Linked DNA regions of Homo sapiens: region 2 is linked to region 1. The links are chromatin loops, found by intact Hi-C in ENCODE. Cell type or tissue: mammary epithelial cell. All regions are shown on one strand.

Region 1 (5,000 bases):
AGAGCTTCTGGGAAGGGTGGGATGCAGCTCCCATTTACCCCATGTCTTTTCGGCAACTTCTGGTGGCAGGGACATAGCAGCGGCTGGGGAGCAGGTCATAGATGGGCCTATCCTGGGCCCAGGTAAGGTCTTTATGCCAAGGCGGACATCTGGAGCCCTGGTCCAGGATGTGTCGACATACAGACAACAGAACGCATAGTCTAAAAACATAATTTAATGCATCGCGGTGAGTCTGAGTCAGGAGGGAATGCGGTGTGGAGAGGTGAATTTTCTGTTTGCTGGAATTCTGCTGTGGGTGGGGTTTTGGCTGATGGACAGGGAAATCTGCACAAGTATTTCGGGTCACAAAGAAGGACGCCCCAGGAAGCCCGCGCTCCCTCTGGCCTACCTCCCTGGCCAGGGCCCGGAGCCCTCCGCTTCTAGGCACTGGGAGGAGGCTGTCTGAGGAGGGCAGGCTCCCGGCCCTGCCTGTCCAGTCTAATCAGGTTTGCAAAGTCTGTGCCGCCGCCTCAAGGGCTCGGGCGTCCCTTCCTCCCTTGCCGGGATGGGGATGGAGACCAGGAGCACAGCCCTGAGCGTGGTGGGTCGCAGACGCACTGAGGCCAGGAGCGGGGCAGGGAGGACGCAGGGATTTGTCTTTTCCAAAGGAGATGTCAGGAAGTGTTATGAATCGAGAGTGGCCTTTGCCAAGGAGCCGCGCCCGGGCGGAGACCGGGCGGCCTGCAGCCACCCCGCCTCGCACCCCCCGCGCCCCTAATCCGGGTACAGAAGAAAGCCCGAGAACGTGCTGTACTTGTTATTATTGCCTCCGTGAGCCTTCCCGCCATCCAGCTTCACATACACTTCGTCCCCTGAATCCAAGTGCAGCACCACGCTGTTACTGGCGTAGTCGTAGTTCTGGTCGGCGTCCTGTGCAATGGCGCTGGCCCGGACCTGGGGACAAGCGGTGGGAGCAGGTGAGCCGGGGCACCTCTTCCCGCGCCTTTGCTCAGCCCACACCAGGCGCGCCACTCACGGGCCTCCCGCCTGCTGCTTCAGGGTCCACACTCCCACCCCAGCTCCATGTTCTCTCTCCAACTTAGTCAACTCCTTCCAGGTCCCCCCTCCTCCTCGCGCCGACGAGTCTGGGAAATAGGGAGAGGGGAAGCTTCATGAACACTGACCCAGAGTGGAAGGGTGGGAGCCAGGGGCCAGGGCCAAGAGGAAAGGAGGCTGCAGGGCAAGGGGGCGACCTGGAGAGAACTAAAGAACTGAGGTTTCCGAGAAGCCCACGGAGAGGCAGGCAGGGACGCAAGTGGCCAAGGAGTGTAGTTTAGGTATGGGGGTCTCTGGGCTCTCAAGGCCCAACATTTGGCTCTACGTCCCGGTGAGCGCGGCCTCGGCGCATCGGGAAGCGGAGATACTGTGGCACCGAGGCGCGTTCATTCCCGGGGCTCGCAGGGTAGCCCGCGGGTGGAGAGAAAGGAGGCTGGTTCCCTGGGAGGTTCAGGGCGCGGGCGAGGGTTTACGGGGGCCGGTGAGTGTAGGGGTCACTGACCTGCCCGTTCTTGCAGAGGTCCGCCCACATGCTGGTGCCGTCGCCGCCGCGCATGAGGATGTGGTAGGTGAAGAAGTAGATGCCGCGTACCTGGCAGCTGAACTTGCCCGTGGTGGGGTCATAGTGATTGCCGAGGTTGGTGACCACGTCATCGAACTTCAGCACCTCATAGCCTTCGTGGGGGCTCTTGAGACCCACATAGAAGGCGATCTTGGGGCCGCTGAAGGTGGCGCTCAGCGCACTGGTCACTTCACCCTCGGAATCGCCACCTACCCCGGCCCCGCCGCCCACCACCCCGACGCCGCTGGCCGTGCCCGCCGTCAGTTGCAGCCCTGGCAGCCCGGGCCGCCCCGAGTCGCCCTTCTCTCCCGGAGGGCCCCTGGGTCCAGGCGGGCCCGGCTCTCCAGGGGGCCCCCGCGGCCCTGGCTTGCCCGGTCGCCCCGGGTCGCCCTTGGGTCCCTGGATGAAAGGAGGAGGAGGGTTGGCGCTGAGGTCCTGCATGACTTCCAGGGCGGCGGTGCTGGGTCCGGGTGGCTGCGCCTTTGCACCCGGGGGCTCCCCGCCGGGCGCGGCAGTGTAAGGGTCGCAGATCATGCGGCAGGTGCCCATCATCTCATAGTGCGCGGCGCCTCGGGGCGCCGCCTGCAGCAGCAGCGGCACGGCGATGAGCAGCCCGAGCGCCATGGCCAAGAGTACGCCGACGGCCGCCAGGCAGGCACGCCGCCGCCGCTGCCACAGCCGGGAGGCGACCGCCACCAGCTCCTCCTTGCCGCCCGGGGAGGTAATGGTGGGGCGGCGCGGGCGGCCCCGCTCCCCGCGCTCGGGGACCGGCTCCGCGGGTCCTGGCCGCGCCCCCGACGTGGCGACCCCCAGCCCCGGCTACCCAACTACTTCAGCGAGAGGCGCCGGGACCTCTGAGCCTGGGCCCACCGCGCTGGGGCTGGTCGGGAGAGCCGCGGACGCCCGCGCGCATGACGTGGGGCACACAAGACGAATCCGGCGCCCCGAGGGTCCGGCGCCGGCCAGGGAGTGCTTGCGCTGGCCGGGGAGTCTGCTTGCGGCGTCCGGCGCTGGCTCCGCGGCGCTGCCTCCCGCCAGGCTCCGCTCCGCTGGGTTTAGTGGGGCTCCTAGCGCAGTGAGGGCGCCCCGGCTCCGCGGCGCGCTCTGCTGTGCTCTCTCGCTGTTCGCTGGCTCCCGCGCGGAGGGGGGACCCCGCTACCCTGACGTAAGGAGTCCGGGGCTGAGCGGCGGAGGCGGCGAAGCAGCGCGCGCTGCCATCACTCGGGAGACGGAGCCCTCATGTCATCAGCCTCCTATCTGGCGGCGTCCTCGGCAGAGGCGGTGAAGGCGCGGTTCCCCCTGGCGGCTCCCAGGAGCCACAAGTGGGCGCAGCGGGCGCGGTCCCAAGCCGGGGCACATCGGACACACCCACCCGCGGCCACACTCACGCGCCCCCCACCGATAACACACACAGACACCCACGCACGCAGTGGCGGGGCACGCACAGCCACCCCCACATGGCCACGAAAGCAGCTGGAATCCAGGTGTCAGCAGGGCTCCTCTGGGGTCACCTAATCCATCCCCTGGCCTGCAAAGAGGATCAAACCTCAACCCACCGAGTCCAGGAGAGTCCCGTGAGGTCCAGCGGGAAGGAGTTTCTGAAAGACCTCCTGAGTTATTTCTTCAGAATTGAATAGATCTCGCTTCTGGAAGATCTTTCGCAAACCTAGACTAAGGACTCCAGACTCTTAAACAGGCTCCCGTAGAGCACCCCACTAACCTCTGAGGTGACTCTAAAAAGCCCAAGGCTCCCAATACAAGAATATTTGCGGCCGGGCGCAGTGGCTCACGCCTGTGATCCCAACACTTTGGGAGGCCGAAGCGGGCAGATCACCTGAGGTTGGGAGTTTGAGACCAGCCTGACCAACATGATGAAACCCCGTCTGTACTAAAAACACAAAATTAACTGGGCATGGTGGTGCATGCCCGTAATCCCAGCTACGCGGAAGGCTGAGGCAGGAGAGTCGCTTGAACCAGAGAGGCAGAGGTTGCGGTGAGGCGGGATCGTGCCATTGCACTCCAGCCTGGGCAACAAAAGCAAAAGTCCATCTCAAAAAAAAAAAAAAAAAAAAGGAATATTCGCCTCAGACCTTTTCTTCCACCAGAAAATGGCTGGCCCTTGTCCTCTGCGTGAAGCTGGTGTAGAAACCAAATGCTTGATGCCGGCACTTGGCAGTGATCATGGTGCACTCAGCTTCTACTCCAAGCCCGGCCACTGCCAGGCAGATGCATGGGCACATTCCCTTGGACATCCCCAGCTTCCTCCTCCTGAGATGGGTTTAGTTATTTTAGAAAATAGTCCAAATAGTCCAAAGCCATTCTGAGCCAGTCTTGAATAAACCATGGCCTCAGATGAGAGCAGAATAGTCTATCTCCAATGTAGCATGTGAGGCTAAGGAAGGATGAGAGGCCCGCCGGTGTGGGAGAGACTTCCAGCGGAGAAATCAAAGCCCCAGCTTCTGCTCTTGCCCTGAGTAGCTGTGTGATTTTGCCAGGTGGTTCCTGTCCCTGAGACTCAGTTTCCTTAAAAGGCCGCCTCCTGCCCTAGCACCCCCAACATGGGAATCACACCAGGCCTGTCCTGGGGGGAGAATCTAAGGGCTGGTGTCAGTGTTTGGTGTAGCATCAGCATCTCTGGAACAACAGTGCACCCACCTAAGGCTATTGCTTTGAAGCTAACTCTCATTTGTCCTGCACTAGGTTCTTACGGGTTAATTAAAATCTATTTTTGTCCTCTGATCACCCTGGGTCATTTCCCCACTCCCAACCTCGTTGCTCTAGCCTGTTCTCTCCACATATATTTGTGGAAAGGATGACTGAGCCTAGCCGGAAGCCAACTTTACCAAGGAGAGAAGGAGCACATTTATTGGCACCTACTACGTATGCATCAGGCACTTTGCACGTGCTCCTTCATTCATTCCTCATGTTACTGTGGATTAGTGATCATTTTCCCACCGCACCAATGAGGAAAAAAAAAAGGTTTTGCAAGTGTAGGGTGTTTGCCAAGTGCATTTTACCCACATGACAGAGCCAGGATCCTCCCGGCACCCAGATCAGGGGCTATCTGAACCTGTCAGTGAACACAGCTTCAACAGCTACTTCTTGGCCACAGTCTTCACTGGTTTCCTCAGACTTGGGAGTCTTTCTCCACTCTCTGCCTCAGAGTCATCCCAAGAGCACGTGATTTCAGGAGCCACATGGCCTACTTCCAATCCTGGGTCTGAGACTTCCTGTCTGTGTGACCTTGAGCAAGTTGCTTCATCTCTCTGAGCTCGGATCTCCATGTGTAGAATGGGAATGGAAAAAGAACCTACCTCTAAGTTATTGAGAAGACTGAACGAGCCAATTAATGTAAAGGCTTTAGAACAATAGCTAGCTCAGTAGAAGCTTAGCTATTTTTATT
Region 2 (5,000 bases), 140 kb before region 1:
AGGGGTTCCAGGCCAGTCTGGCCAACATGGTGAAACCCCATCTCTACTAAAAATACAAAAATTAGCCGGACATGGTGGCACACGCCTGTAATCCCAGCTACTTGGGAGGCTGAGGCAGCAGAATTGCTTGAACCCAGGAGGAGGAGGTTGCAGTAAGCTGAGATCACACCACTGCACTCCAGCCTGGGCAGCAGATGAGACTTAGTCTCCAAATAAATACATAAATACATAAATAAGGTCATGACTTTAGTTGAAGTCCTTCATTTAGAGACAATGGAGGCCTATGGTGGCAATAAGATTGGCCCCAGGACATAGCTGGTTGACTGCTGATCTGGATTAGAACTCAGGTCTCCTGGCTCCCAATTCAGGGCTTCATTCACTCAAGAAGCTGTGCCACTCTTGGAACACACACACACACACACACACACACACACACACACAGAGTTGCTCAAATCAGTGAATGATTCTGTCTTTGGGCAGCACAAATCTTTAATGTTTTGAGATCACAATGAAATGGAAATTACTCAGAACAAACTTCTGCTATGGGAGTGTCTTGGGCCAGATGAAGGGGGCTGGTGGTAGGGAACATCTCAGACACTTTGTAGGAGATCTTCCTGAGGGTGTCAGTGAACAAGACGCAGTGACAAAACGACTTCACAAAATAGAGAAACAATGTGGTCAGAGGGATTGATCAGAGAGACTCCCTGTCCTGGCCCCTGTTCGCTGAGCAATTCAATGACATTTGTCCTGTGTGGGCCAGTTACTCAATTGTTGTCTTAGTATGTAATTTTATTTAAAATATTTGATAAAATAGCAACATATTTAGCTGATTAAAAAGTTCAAACAGTTTTTAAATTTTTTTGTTTTGTTTTTCATTTTTTTAATTAATTTTTAATTTTATTTTAAGTTCCAGGGTACATGTGCAGGATGTACAGACATGTTACACAGGTAAACGTGTGCCATGGTGGTTTGCTGCAGCTATCAACCCATCACTTAGGTATTAAGACCAGCAGGCGTTAGCTATTTCTCCCAGTGCTCTCCCTCCCCACACCCCGCCTCCCGCCATGCCCCAGTGTGTGGTGTTCCCCTCCCAAAACAGTTCTTGAAAACATAAAATACACTACCAGCTTTAGCCTTCCTTTCTACACCGACCCCCACTCAGTTCTCCTCCCAGATGTACTTTAAACTCCACAGTCAAAAGTCAGACTCATGGTTTACACCAAAGGGGCATGCCTTTTTTTTTTTTTTTTAACATATTTTTTCTTAGGAATCTGCTCCTACATTTCTTATCTCACTTGATGAAGCAACCATTCGCACAGTGTGTCAAGCCAGAGGTGGTTATTAGTTCACATGTATTCTCCCCTCAGAATAATTTACTGTAATCCGTATACAGTATATAGGGTTTTTATTAACACAAATGGCATGATACTGAACACACTGTTCTCTGCCGAGCCGATTTTTATCCTTCCTTATGGCTACGGCATATTCCACAGTACAGACGCTGCGTAACTCACTCGCCTGGTCCTCAGTGGGTGGTGTTAGTTGTTTGCAGTCAGCGCTATCGCAAACAGTGCTGCCGGGAGACCCTGCCCAGTGCCTCTTGGTGAATCTCTGCAGAGGCAGCTGCAGCGGAATTGCTGGATTAAGTAGTATATGCACTTGAAATGCTGACATATTCCTAAATTGTCTTCCGATAAGGTTGCGCTGATTGACTCCCACCAGCAATAAGAGGGTGGCTATTTCCCCACACCTTTGGTAATAATTTTCATTTTAATATTTGCCAATCTGAGATGTGACTAACGAAGTGAAGGTTCGTTGTTGTTTTGAATTACACTTCTTTAATTATGAGTTGAGATGAGAATTTTTCCTCCAAGCTTGCATGTTTAAGAACTTCCTGTTCACATCTGCTCATCTAGGGTCTTTTTTTCAATGATTCTCTCAATGTAAATTAAGGAAATTAGTCTTTTGTCTGTCATATGCATTTCAAATACCTTTACAGTTTATCCTGAAGCTTTTTTTTCCCCTCTCTGTACTAAAGCTTTTAAATTTTCGTGTAGTCAAATTTATCAGTCTTTTCCTTTGTGGCTTCGGGGTTAAGCTGTTATTTAAATATTTTATAGCTCATTTCACTTTTCACCCAAATAAAGTGTAAGCTGCTTATAATGTTGCCTGCAGATTCTAACACAATGCCTTGTGTTTGGCAGGTATGCCTTACAGTATTTACTGATAAGATAGATAGATGATAGACTAGATAGATAGATGATAGACTAGATAGATAGATAGATAGATAGATAGATAGATAGATAGATAGATATGAATAGATAGATGGATACAGGAAATATTTTACAGTGTTAACCCTTGCTTTGCCCCATTTAAAAAACTGGTTTTAAAATACCAAATGCATTGTGTATTTTTTGAAACATCTTCTGCTCTTGATTTTCTCAACCTTTCTGGAGTCTCAAGCTGCTTGTCTCCCAGCCTCTCCCTGAGCCTTCCTCCCTGGCTCCTTTCTCACAGCTTGCCCCCTAAAAGTTGACACTGCCCTCGTCTTTCTTCTCTGTCTACATGTTCCCTAGCAGGGATGACACCAAGGGGTGGCTGGGGGTGGTTACCACCCAACTTCATCTGCTTCCTCCCAAAGAGCACCCCCAAAGCAGACAAGGAAGAAAGAGAGGGGAGAAGAGGAGAAAAAAAAGCAGCAAAGTGTGTGTTTTCTCATTCTTAAGTAAAGCTTGAATGAACACATATTTCAAAGACTTTGCTATTTCTATTAGGGTCATCTGAGCAAGAGCAGGGTGCTATATGTGTACATGCAGCCTTGAGCCAAGTGCCCCTCCAGCATTACTACTGCTGCTCTGTCCCTCCTGGGTGTCACCTTGCTGCCTGAGCCACCTTGCCCACTGCCACAGCACTGCCACAGCTCTGCCACCCTCCAGATGCCCCATAAATGCCTTCAACCCACACAATGGGATATATTGTGAAAAGTAAGACTCACCCTGACTGAAACCCCTTGTTCTCATTCCTCGTCTCTGTTAACAGTTTCTTGTGTATCATTCCAAATATATTCTATACATATAAAAGCATGTGTGCTTATCTTTCCACAAGTGTCACCTTAGTACTCATCCTGCTCTGCATGGCACTTTTCACTTAGCAAAGTATCTGGGAGATGGATCCCTGTGACCACAACCTCAATATCACGTTCACATCCTCAGCAGCCTGGTATTCCACTGAATGGCTGTATTGGAACCAATTTAACTAGCTGGCTATTAAAGAGTAGTTAGGCTTCTCAAGTTCTTTGAGGCTACAAATAATGCTTCCATTAATATCTTTGTGTATCACTATCCCTAGAATATTGACTCCATAAGGCAGTGTGGCAGGCAGAATAATTGATCTCCAAAGATGTCCATATCCTAGTCCCCAGACCTGTGAATGTGTTACCCTACGTGGCAAAGGGGAGTTTGGAAATGTGATTCAATTAAAGATTTTGAGGAGGGAAGATGATCTGGGGTTATCTGGGTGGGCCCAATAGCAAATCCCAGGGTCCGAGGAAGAGGAATGCAGGAGGGTCAAAGTCAGAGCAAGAGTGAGGGGGCCATGAACCCAGGAGCGCTGGCAGCCTCTAAAGCTGGAAACAGAAGGAAACATTCTTCCCAAGAGCCTCCAGAAGGAACGCAGCCCTGCTGACACCTCCACAGTAGACCGCTGACCTCTAGAACTGTAAATAATACATCTGTGTTAAGTTACTCTGTTTGTAGCAATTTGTTACCGCTGCAACGAGGAACTAATACAAAGGTGGTTTTGCTGCCTGCACATTGCATTCCCAATGTCACGACCAGTGCCTGGCATGTAGTAGGAGCTTACTACAGATTTGTTGAGTGACTAGAGGTGCATGTGTATTACAAGTGTAAAATAACTCCTGCCAGTGGCACTGCCCTCTGAAAGGGGAGACACATTTAAATATTGGTAAATATTTTAAAAATATTGGTAAATATTGCCGGATTCTCATCCAAAGAGGCTGCGCTGATTTACATTCCCATTAGCAGTACATGACTGCACCTTCCTCCCCATGCCCTGGCCTGCACTGTATATCATCATCATTATTTTGCCAATATAATTCTGAAAAATGGCATCTCATTGTGTTGATGTGCGTTTTTTAATGACGAGTGAGTCTGAGCTTCTTTTCATGTGCTTAGTGATCATTTGTACTTCCCCATTTGTAAACTGCCTAAACGCGTTCATTCCCTCTTTTTAAAAAATGGAGTTATTGTTCTTTTTCACTAATTTGTAAGAATCCTTCATGTTGCATGGATATGAATATGTAAATATATTCCCTTGGTTTGTCCTTTTGCTTCGTTCATGGTATTTTTTCACCATGGAGAAAATTTTAATTTGACAAAGGCATGAATGAGGTGCGCATCCTAGTTTGGCAGAGAGGAGAGGGGAGATCATTCAGTCGCACCTGACAGGAGCAAAGACTCTGAGATAAGAAAGAACAAGGAAGATTAATATGACTGGAGCAGTTAGGGGAGAGAAGGATTGATGAGGTGTGTGTTGTCAGGCCGGGGGAGCTGGAGAGCGACAGTGGAGATAACTAAGAGCTGGATGGGGGATTTGGATCCTCTACTCCGTACAGGCAAGTGAACAGTCTTTATTTTTAAACATGGTAAAAATTCCTATAAAGTGTAGGTACTGCGTTAGGTATTTAAAATACTTTATCCTGGCTAGGCGTGGTGGCTCACGCCTGTAATCCCAGCACTTTGGGAGGCCAAGGCGGGCAGATGGCCTGAGGTCAGGAGTTTAAGACCATCCTGGCCAACATGGTGAAACACCATCTCTACTAAAAATACAAAAATTAGCTGGGTGTGGTGGCATGCTCCTGTAATCCCAGCCACTCGGGAGGCTGAGGCAGGAGAATTGCTTGAACCCGGGGAGGCAGAGGTTGCAGTGAGCCGAGATCACGCTACTACACTCCCCAGACAGAGTGACAGGGCAAGACTCCG

The links. Peaks named below come from ENCODE experiments on the same cell type or tissue, not always from the same donor. Only the 100,000 strongest peaks of a DNase experiment are listed, where the experiment ranks them.
Region 2: it touches region 1 in a loop (5-fold over the local background); 2 of 110 quality-filtered maps call a loop at or near these places.

The regions. Positions count from the first base shown.
Region 1 is chr2:119,156,049-119,161,048 of GRCh38, forward strand. It overlaps C1QL2 (complement C1q like 2), which reads right to left and starts at 2,703. Exons shown (of 2, transcript NM_182528.4): 1 at 1,538-2,703; 2 at 195-933. The coding sequence starts at 2,221. The coding sequence ends at 754. RefSeq lists an enhancer at 1,071-1,881. In mammary epithelial cell, a CTCF peak has its summit at 2,945 (motif pointing left); no DNase peak of the experiment used is centred here; H3K4me3 peaks cover 195 bases; H3K27me3 peaks cover 3,911 bases.
Region 2 is chr2:119,014,490-119,019,489 of GRCh38, forward strand. No RefSeq gene overlaps it. Among named protein-coding and RNA genes, the nearest start is that of MARCO, 75 kb to the left of the region's middle. In mammary epithelial cell, no CTCF peak of the experiment used is centred here; no DNase peak of the experiment used is centred here; H3K27me3 peaks cover 908 bases.